Regions from separate parts of the Homo sapiens genome. Here region 1 is linked to region 2. The links are chromatin contacts, found by Hi-C or POLR2A ChIA-PET in ENCODE. All regions are on one chromosome and are shown on one strand. The core of a region is the stretch at or near the end of the contact, and the rest is flanking DNA. Distances in the headings are between cores, read along the strand shown.

Region 1 (4,625 bases), core at 234-2,733, 220 kb before region 2:
CCTCAATACCAATGGGGGCAGGAGCAGGGTATCAGAGAGGAAGACAGATGGGCTGTCAGGCCCAGGGAGCTGAAGGGGAGGGAGGTGAAGGGGTGCAATGAGGAGGCTTGCTCGGAGAGCGCCAGTTCTACCCAACTTTCTGGTTTAGAAGAGCAGGCTTCTTCTTCCACTGGCTGCTGAGTCTGGGGAACTAGGACTAAAAACTAGAGAACAAGGCAATGTCCACTCATGCGTGAAGACATCTGGTTCAATTCCATAAATCCTCCTCTGGCGGGAGAGAGGGATCACCCACCTACAGTTAGTTATAGCAGTGTTAGGATCAGAGAAGGAGGTGAAGCTTAATTGCTCTTTAGACTAAACCCTCCTCTTAAGGTGTTTGAAGTTTTTCTTTAGCCTTTGATGAAATATATCATTCATTCATTCATTTAAAGAGCCAAGGTCTCACTCTGTGACCCAGGCTGGAGTGCAGTGGTGCGATCAGAGCTCACTGCAGCCTTGAACTCCTGGGCTCAGGGATCCTCCTGCCTCAGCCTCCTGAGCAGCTGGAGCTACAGATGTCCGCTAACACGCCCAACTAAGAAATACATCTTCAACAATCTAAGGTTTTCCTCTCCTGCCTCCATGGTAGACAGTCATGCCCAGCTGATGTGATCTCCTCCACATTTCAGTTAAACTGGGCTAAGCAGCTGCCCAACAGTGTCTGAGATGCTTCAAACCAGGACACAGCTGGCCACACACTCCAGGCCTGCCTGGCTTCCTGGCTACTCTTCTCAGGAGGAGCCTTCCATCCCCTTTCTAAAATTAGTATTGAAAATATTATTACTATATAATTCCTCACTTCCTGGTTTTAATTCTGGTACTAGAAAGAAAAAAAAAACTTAAAATATATGTTAAATATGAAAATGAATACATAGCATTATCAAATTATGATCCAATGCAATTAAATTCCCAATTATACTTCAAAACATATTAAAAAAACACTGAAAGTTTTCCATTAAAAGCCAAAAATGCTTCGATACTAGAAGTGATGTGTATAAAATCTGAGGATTTTTCTCTTGCTTTCTTCTGCTACTATTAAGGAAAAGCAAAGGCCCAGGCAGACATAGTTGCAACTAACTACAGATTCACCCTGATTTCTACAGCAATTAAGAAAACCAAATTCATACCAAAAGACATTCTAACATTCTCAAAATGTTATTTTTCTTCATTCTTCAATGGGTCTTTTTTTCTACTTTTTTTATTTTAAGAAGCTTTCAGGAATAACGCCACCAAAACACACAATAAACTGAAACTGTTAACGCAGCAAATTACACCTATATTCAAAACGAGTGCTGAGCTTTTACTATACTAGTTTTTCCCCCAAGGGAGAAAAAGGGAACAGAGAGAGGAAGGTCACTAGTCCTCATTCCCATCCTCCTGGCATCAGTCATCCTGCCAGAGCGAGCGCAGGCAGGCTGGTGGCTCCTGCAGCCTATCTAACCCCACCTCTGTGCTCCCAAAACCGGCCCCAACACAAGGTTAGAAGCCCCAAGTCAACAATCAGAGTCTAGGAATAGGCCTTGCTCAGCCACTAAGTGACCCAGAAGTTGTCTCCTCGGATGCTTACAAGCTCTTCAAACTTAAAAGGAAATCTCCCTCAGCAATGGTTCAAAGCCTGAGACAACTGTAGCAAGAAGAAAGAAAAAGATTCAAAATTCAAACATAACCCAAGTCTTCACTAATAATATCCTTTAAAACAAAGAATAACATTAACTATATTCTGGTTTTTACTGAGTTAATAGACTGTGTTAATATCCAAAAACTAAGCAATTAATGGCAACAAACTATATATGTCCTTGTTTTTTTGCTCTTATAATAAAATCTTAAAATAAGTGAAATGAACACTTCAGTGGCTTTCCACAGGCCTTGTAAGGTTAATTTTCCCCCAAAATCTGCAGGATTGGCTTATAAATTAAATTTTGGTCTTATTTCTATATAAGAAACAGATTTGCATAATATAAATAACAACAATATAAGGAACTGTTTACCCCACAATGGATCACAGCCTCTGTCCCTAATGTGACTTCTGTGTTCCTTCAATGACTTGAGTGGCATGCTGTTACAAGCTTTAAATCAAAAATATATTTCACTATGTTTTTAGCTTTAAAAAAAGTATTTTTTCTAAGTTAAGCTCCTTTGAAAGATTTTGCTTACTATGTGGATTATGATGGATATTTTATGTTAAAAAATTGAAACCTATTTTACCCCCATGTTCCAGTACTATTTTGTTCTTTTCCAAATGATTGCCCATGTGCCAAGTACTTCCAGTTCACGGCATCTCTTTTAAAAATTGCTGACCAAAAAGATGTCTGAAGAAAGATATTTTAGAAAATATCATTTAAACACCCATCTACCTACTCTCATAAAAGTAGACTCAGATTTCCACTTGGTCCAACTACCAAGTGATCTACTGCTAGAAGTTAACTGCTAAACTAGTACTATTTTCTGTTTTAAATGATATTGAACAATAAATAACCTCATTTCATTTTTAATCACTGAGGCAAAGGCAATATAAATCACCAGTTCCCACCATAATTAATATGCTCCATCTAAATGACCTTGACTGTTAACTGACCTCATTGTCTACTTCAGTATCTCTCAGGAATGGGCATCCCCTCTATTTTCACTAACAAGGAACTGGCCCTATCCCAGGATCACTTCTTCTCTCACCAGCAAAGTCTTCCTCATTCTTCCAGACTTCCTCTGAGACACTTTTATCAACATCTTCTCCTAAGCCTCACAACACTAGAATCACAGCTTGAAACACACCCCTCCCACGGCACCGTCAACCCTCCTGTTCAACTAGGGGCTCCTTTAGGTCAGCAACAACGTCTGACTCAACACTAGATTCCCACATGCAAAACAGTCCCAAGCCCAAAGGGGCTCATAAAATGGTTTATGTTTTGCTTGTCCAACAGACCCTGAGGTAAATAAGTACACTTTCATAATACCCATTATTTCTCTTAAGAATCCGAAACAACTATATCAACTTGAAGAGAAACTATACGTATAAAAGCCAAGTTTGAAATTATGTTGCTGCTTTACACTAAGGTTTTTTAAAAAGATCCATACTCTCTAAAAAAAAAATGGTGACTTCTTAAATAGGGTTACTTGCTACAACTCTTCTCTAAGAAAAGAAAAAGGTTTTTCTGGCTATGAGGGCACAACAGTGTCCCTTAAAGCCATGAAAACAGACAGGGTTGTGCGAGGATGCCAACTGTTCCAGACCAGCAGAAGACCTCGGTCACAAGAAAGGGTACTGACAGACAGCCCCCTGTCTGCGGCCAGGCAACTCTCTTTGAGTTACCTGATTGTTGGAACACTGGCCTTGACACTTAACACACAACATCTGCCAGGAGACGATGGGTGAAGGTTCCTGGAGAAATGTGTGCCTTAACAGGAAAGGAGGTCTCTTCCAGTATCTTAGGAGAGTAAGTCTGAAGCAGAACAGGAGTCAGAGGTAAAAGGAAAACGATTCTGAGTCTAAAGGTACTAGGAGGAGAGAGAAAGGTCATGAGAGCTTGCTAAGAGGGGACCGGGAAGCAGACCTGCATGTGATGCATCGAGACCTGACAACGGGGAAACATAAGGCAAGCAGAAACGTTAGAGCAAAACAAAACAAAAACTAAACCACAGCATTGAAGGAGCTTTCCCCTTCTATATAAAAGTATTAAATCTCGGTTAATGAAGTCTGAGGAAGTAAGCTAGGATGTAAAAATACTTTAAAATGGAAGCAACTTCTTCAAATAGCTTTTTTTAAAGGCCATAAAAATAGATGCTTTTTAAAAGAAGGAAATGACGAGTGTTGGGTAAATAAGATGTCTGATGAACGCACAGTGTGAACCTCTGATGTCCTAGTTATCCTCTATCTACAACAGGAAGAATAAACCAGACCTACTCACTCCAGTTCTAATTCTGCCCCCTAAAAAGAGCAGCAGAGACAAGAAATGGTAATGGTAACAAAAATGTAAACAACAAGAAGTTGTGGAATTCATGGAGCCGCAGTGTCAGCAGTAAATCAAAAAAAATTACCAATGTCCAACTGTGTACTTCTTCCTGATACAATCGAATTTCCACGATCTGTTCCATCATTGTAACACATCACCTAGATCCATCCTAATTCCAAATTCTGTGAGGGCTCTTTAATTCTGTCGGTGCTCAGAAAACAGTTAAATCCTCACTAAAAATAAAACTTAAAATAAGAACCACTGGAAAATATATATTAAAATGTAGGAAAGTGAGCTGGGGGGGTGGGGCGCGTAATTTGTTAAAAAACCTTCTAGAGAGGAATTTGGTTAAAAAAGAGGTGGGGCTTTTTTTTTTTTGAGACGGAGTCTTGCTGTGTCCACCCAGACTGGAGTGCAGTGGTGCAATCTTGGCTCATTACAACCTCTGCCTCCCAGGTTCAAGTGATCCCCCTGCCTCAGCCTCCCAAGTAGCTGCAACTACAGGTATGCACCACCACATCTAGCTAATTTTTGTATTTTTAGTAGAGACAGGGTTTCACCATGTTGGCCAGGCTAGTCTTGAACGCCTGGCCTCAAGTGATCTGCCCGCCTGGGCCTCCCAAAGTGCTGGGATTTCAG
Region 2 (4,518 bases), core at 292-2,791:
TAAATAAGTTCTTAGGAAAAATGATTCTTGCCCCTCCCCTTGCATAAAACTCTTACAAGGAGATGCTTGAAAGCAAAACCAATCACAACAGTATCTTTCCCAATTACTATTATTGTTCTTCTGTAGCTTTATCATCTCTATTTTAATTAAGTGAAAGCACTTTACAGTTATAGCCTGATCAAAAGCAACCTTTTAAAAACATTACAACCTTCATTTTATGTCACCCTCTTTTGGCAGATTTTGCCAGTGTATGTGTTTGTCAGACAAGGTGGCTTTTAGCAGCATTTCCCTTCAGCCATTTCTACAGAGTTGGGTGCTGACATTCAATAGATATTTATTGACAGACTATTTGAGCGCTACTTTGTTAAGACCCCATAACTCCTTATTTCAAGTTGACTGAACTTGACCTTATGGAGCATTTAAGACAGGCACTGACCAAAAAATGTATCTTTTCTGTGTCTCTTTCTATATTGTTTCCAAACAGAGACTGGTTGAGTCAGATATGTTTCTATGAGGCCATTTCCATCTACTAAATGGGGGGAATAGAACATTAAGTATGCAGTAAAATGCCTCTGTTTTTTAACATACAGTGTAGACGATTGAAAATAATGACTTACTTAATACGCTAATAGAGTCTCCGTGAATCATACTGTATACATAACGGTGATGAAAATGTTCAGGTTTGAAATTTCTCCCTTGCCAGAGAGGAAACCATGGGGGTGAGTCATGGTTTTAGTGATGACTGGCCTGGGGAAGTGAAATTGGAAAGCCACAGGTTAAAAAAGGAGTGAGGAGTGATTCCTTAACAGGAGTGCCATAGTCATAAACTCCAAGAAGGCAAGAGACAGTTCCTTATGCTGCTCACACCTAGGCAGGAACCTGCAGAAGAAGAGCTCCTGGCGGTTCACCTGCAGGAGAGAAATCCTGAAAGCCCAGGAAACCAAACAACATTTAAAGTCACCTATGGATTGGGAAAAGAAACAGGACTTCTTGCTGGGGGAAGAGCGATAAATGACTGCCTGTAAAGGGGAACACAACTGAATGCAGTCACTCAAGTGAACGAAATTCATTTAAGAGCAATTGGATTAGAGATGGAGATTTACATGGATGACTTTAAAGAAGAGAAGTGTGCAAGAGACAGGAAAGATGCACATCAGTCATTTGCTACAAAACTGTAAACAGCATTGTTAAGTGGGAAAATGGGCCACTAAATTGTAATTAAACTATGACGATAATGTTGTAAAATGTGTGCTATGGGCAAAGACTGATTGGGATTACATAGAAATTAACCTAGTTACTGTGCTCTTGGTAAAGTATTGATGTTATTTGTTTTCCATTGTTAAATTTTGTGGTGTGAACATGAGGGTGGGGGTGGGGAGAGACTATATATAGAGAGTTTAGTGTTAAGACCATGGCACGAGGAACCAGGAAGCCGTCTTTAAGTTTCACACGGCCACGCCAGCTGCGATTGTAACCTCTCTTGAGTCTCAGTGTCCATATATAGAAAGTGAGAATAAGAACACCTGCCCTGCACTAATGGGGTAGTGAAAGCACTTTGTAAATTTGAAAGTATTGTAGGAGATTTTTTTAAGGAATGAAGGTCTGGGTGCTATCTAGATGAGAGACTTAGGAAGTCCAGACCTCAAAAAGTTACACTGACTCTCTTTTCTTAGCAGTCACTGCGGAAGCTGGAGAACATGTGTTATCTCATTTAATTTTACAGTAAAACAAATTACAAACACTTATTGGGCATCTACTAATTGTTTCACTAACCAGGTTTTCCAATACCATTTATAGAACAATCTTCTTGTCCTCCATTGATCTGAAATGCTCCTTTTATCACACACCTGAGTTTATATTTGAACTGCTGTTTTACTGCTCACCGTTCTGTTTTAATTGTTGTAGATTGGTGACTTTTTTAATCTGGTAGGGTAACTTTTTATAGCTGTTGTTTTTTAAAAATAGGATCCAGGGCAGAGAGGGAGCTATTAAGGAAGATAACCAAGCTTGGACTCAAGGGAGTAACTAACCAGCCCAAAGGCACGTTGCAGTGTAGCAGATTCTTAGAAGACATTCTGGAATCAGAGGAAGCTTACTTCAAATCCTGGTGTATGATTTATCATCCACATGACCCAACGTATATCACTTAATTTCTTTAATCTCTTTCCTCATCTGCAAATTGAAGACAATATCAGCTACCTTGAAGTGTCCTGATGTGGATTAAAGTACAAAATGGATGTCAGTTTCTCTAGGACCATGCCTGGCACCCAGCTGTCACATCCTTCCCTTCCTTTGAAAGCGTTCCTACTGGTAGGGACATGGCTTCCCTTTCTTAGGTTTTCTTACATCTGCAAAAAAGGAAGAAGAACAAAGAATGCTCACAGCATTCTGCAGGCTTGTTTCACTGAACGGAGATAGATACATGGTAACTGTCTAGGGGATTTCAGCTGTGCATGTGTATTCTCTCCTCCCTGAACATGGCAGAGCAGAAGATACTGCATGCCATAGAATTCATGAAGGGCTCTGTCATTATCCAGCCATGAACATGGGATGTCAAACCAGGTAGGAGTGCTTGGCGGTACATTCCCCTTGAGGGGAAGTGAAAGGGGAAATTGCCCTGGGCCGTGAGAACTGGCTAGGGAACAGGTGCAGAGTGATGGGGCCTCTCTTCTCTGCCAAGTTTGGACTTTAAGTGATTTTGGGGGCAGAACTCACATTGATGACCTCCCTTTTTGTAGTTTCTTAGAGATTATTGAGTAATATTTAAAAATATTTGATGATTAGAGTGAAGACACGTCACATTGGGCCCCAGAGCAATCTTCCACCTCCAGGAGTGGCCAGGATGACTTTGGAGGGACACCTCTGTCATCTTTTCTCCCTAAGTGATGGATGGATAGAGTCTGATCATAATTAATTTTAATAGAGACCTGATGTGCTGTGAGAGAATCTTGGCCATTCAAATGAAATAGAACTGATAGCCAGCCACGAAAAAAATAATCTCAGTTCTATCTCACCATTGGCTTTAGAACATATTAAGTCTAGTTAAGAAGTATTTATGGAGGGCTTCTGTGCCTGGTGCTATAGAAAGGGATACAAAAAAAGGACCTTGTCTGACATTCTCTGTCTGAATTGGACAGACAAGAAATATAATAAAATAATAATGTACTATCTGTGAGGCCCTGACATATGGTATACACTGAGTTATATGCTCAGTGTGCATTAGCTCTAATTCATTAATTCTTTCCACAAATGTTTCTGGAGTGCCTAGTATGTGCCAGGGATTCTAGTTGCTGGGAGAACCATAGGGCAGAAGGCAGAGCAAGTCCCTGCCTTTGGGAAACATTCTAGTACTTATAAGCAAATGAGTATGCACGATCATTTCAGGGAATGATCAATGCTATAAAGAGCCAGGGGCAGTGGCTCATGCCTGTAATCCCCGCACTTTGGGAGACCGAGGTGGGCGGATCACGAGGTCGGGAAATTGAGACCATCCTGGCCAACGTGGTGAAACCTGGTCTCCACTAAAAAAAAAAATAAAAATAAAAAATAAAAAAAAAATTAGCCAAGCGTGGTGGCGTGTGCCTGTAATCCCAGCTACTCGGGAGGTTGAGGCACGAGAATAGCTTGAACCTGGGAGGTGGTTCAAGTGAGCCGAGATCGCACCACTGCACTCCAGCCTGGTGACAGAGCGAGACTCCGTCTCAAAAGAAAAAAAAAAAAAAAAAAGAAAAAGAAAAAGACAAAAGAAAAGAAAAAGAAAAAGAAGTAGGGTACAGGGATAGAGGGGCATTGGGGCCCAGCTAGGGGATATTTTAGACAGGCCTCTCTGACGGGGTGGGCTGGAAGAATGAAGTGAACCCCAGAGGCCGAGGGTCCAGGCAGAGAGAACAGCAAGTATAGAGGCGCTGTGGGGATTCCTGAGACCAGGGCGGCTGGAATGGGGTGAGGCAGGAGGAGGGGCAGGAGAAGAAACAGGACAGACAGTAAGTGACTCTGCTGTGTCAGGTCTTGCAGGAAATGACAATCATTGCAGGTTTCATTCTGAGGCCAACGGGCAGCTCTTGGAACATTTTGAAGCAGGAGAGGGTTACCTGGAAACAGACTCTGAGCTGGCAATGCACAGGCAGAAGCCCTGTTCTCCCACCAGCAGAAGAACAAGAGAGAAGCAGGGCTGGGAAGAGGGAGAACGTGGGGTATCTCAACACAGACCCCCAACTGATCCCGCCAAAGCTGTGGGGTTGGGAGGACCCTTCAGAGTTTCCTCCAGTTGAGGCAAGAGGGCTGGACCTTATAAACCAGCATCAACCAGTTGCTGTCTCCCAAGAGGGGTTATAGACTTGGGCTAGGCAGCTCCCTGTGGGAGCGGATGCCTGGAGAGCGACACAGCTGTAGGCCGCCAGCAGTCAACACCCCCAGCAGCTAGGGCAGTGGCACCTGAGTCCTGAAGGGTGGCTCTCCACAGAATCCGCTACAGATCTGTTTATGTTTTCATTCTTATAAAAATCCTCTAAGTTAGGT

What was found. Hi-C counts contacts between places; a loop is a spot of excess contacts on that map. ChIA-PET counts read pairs that join two places held with the same protein, here RNA polymerase II (POLR2A). Pooled maps may share reads with other maps.
Region 1: a pooled map shows a loop between it and region 2 (3-fold over the local background). The contact joins two enhancer-like sites. A Hi-C loop is called at or near these places in 10 of 37 single-sample maps with no recorded cell type and 6 of 50 pooled maps. POLR2A ChIA-PET finds 5 or more read pairs at or near these places in 1 of 52 experiments (GM12878).

Annotation. Positions count from the first base shown.
Region 1 is chr6:156,915,636-156,920,260 of GRCh38, reverse strand. The region is part of intron 3 of ARID1B (AT-rich interaction domain 1B); the gene reads right to left. Among named protein-coding and RNA genes, the nearest start is that of MIR4466, 140 kb to the right of the region's middle. RefSeq lists an enhancer at 2,747-2,806. Within about 2 kb of position 1,483, at least 3 of the 41 ENCODE cell types and tissues checked have a DNase peak (open chromatin) inside an H3K27ac peak, as active enhancers do.
Region 2 is chr6:156,695,439-156,699,956 of GRCh38, reverse strand. No RefSeq gene overlaps it. Among named protein-coding and RNA genes, the nearest start is that of ARID1B, 80 kb to the left of the region's middle. RefSeq lists enhancers at 866-1,105, 2,846-2,895. Within about 2 kb of position 1,541, at least 6 of the 41 ENCODE cell types and tissues checked have a DNase peak (open chromatin) inside an H3K27ac peak, as active enhancers do.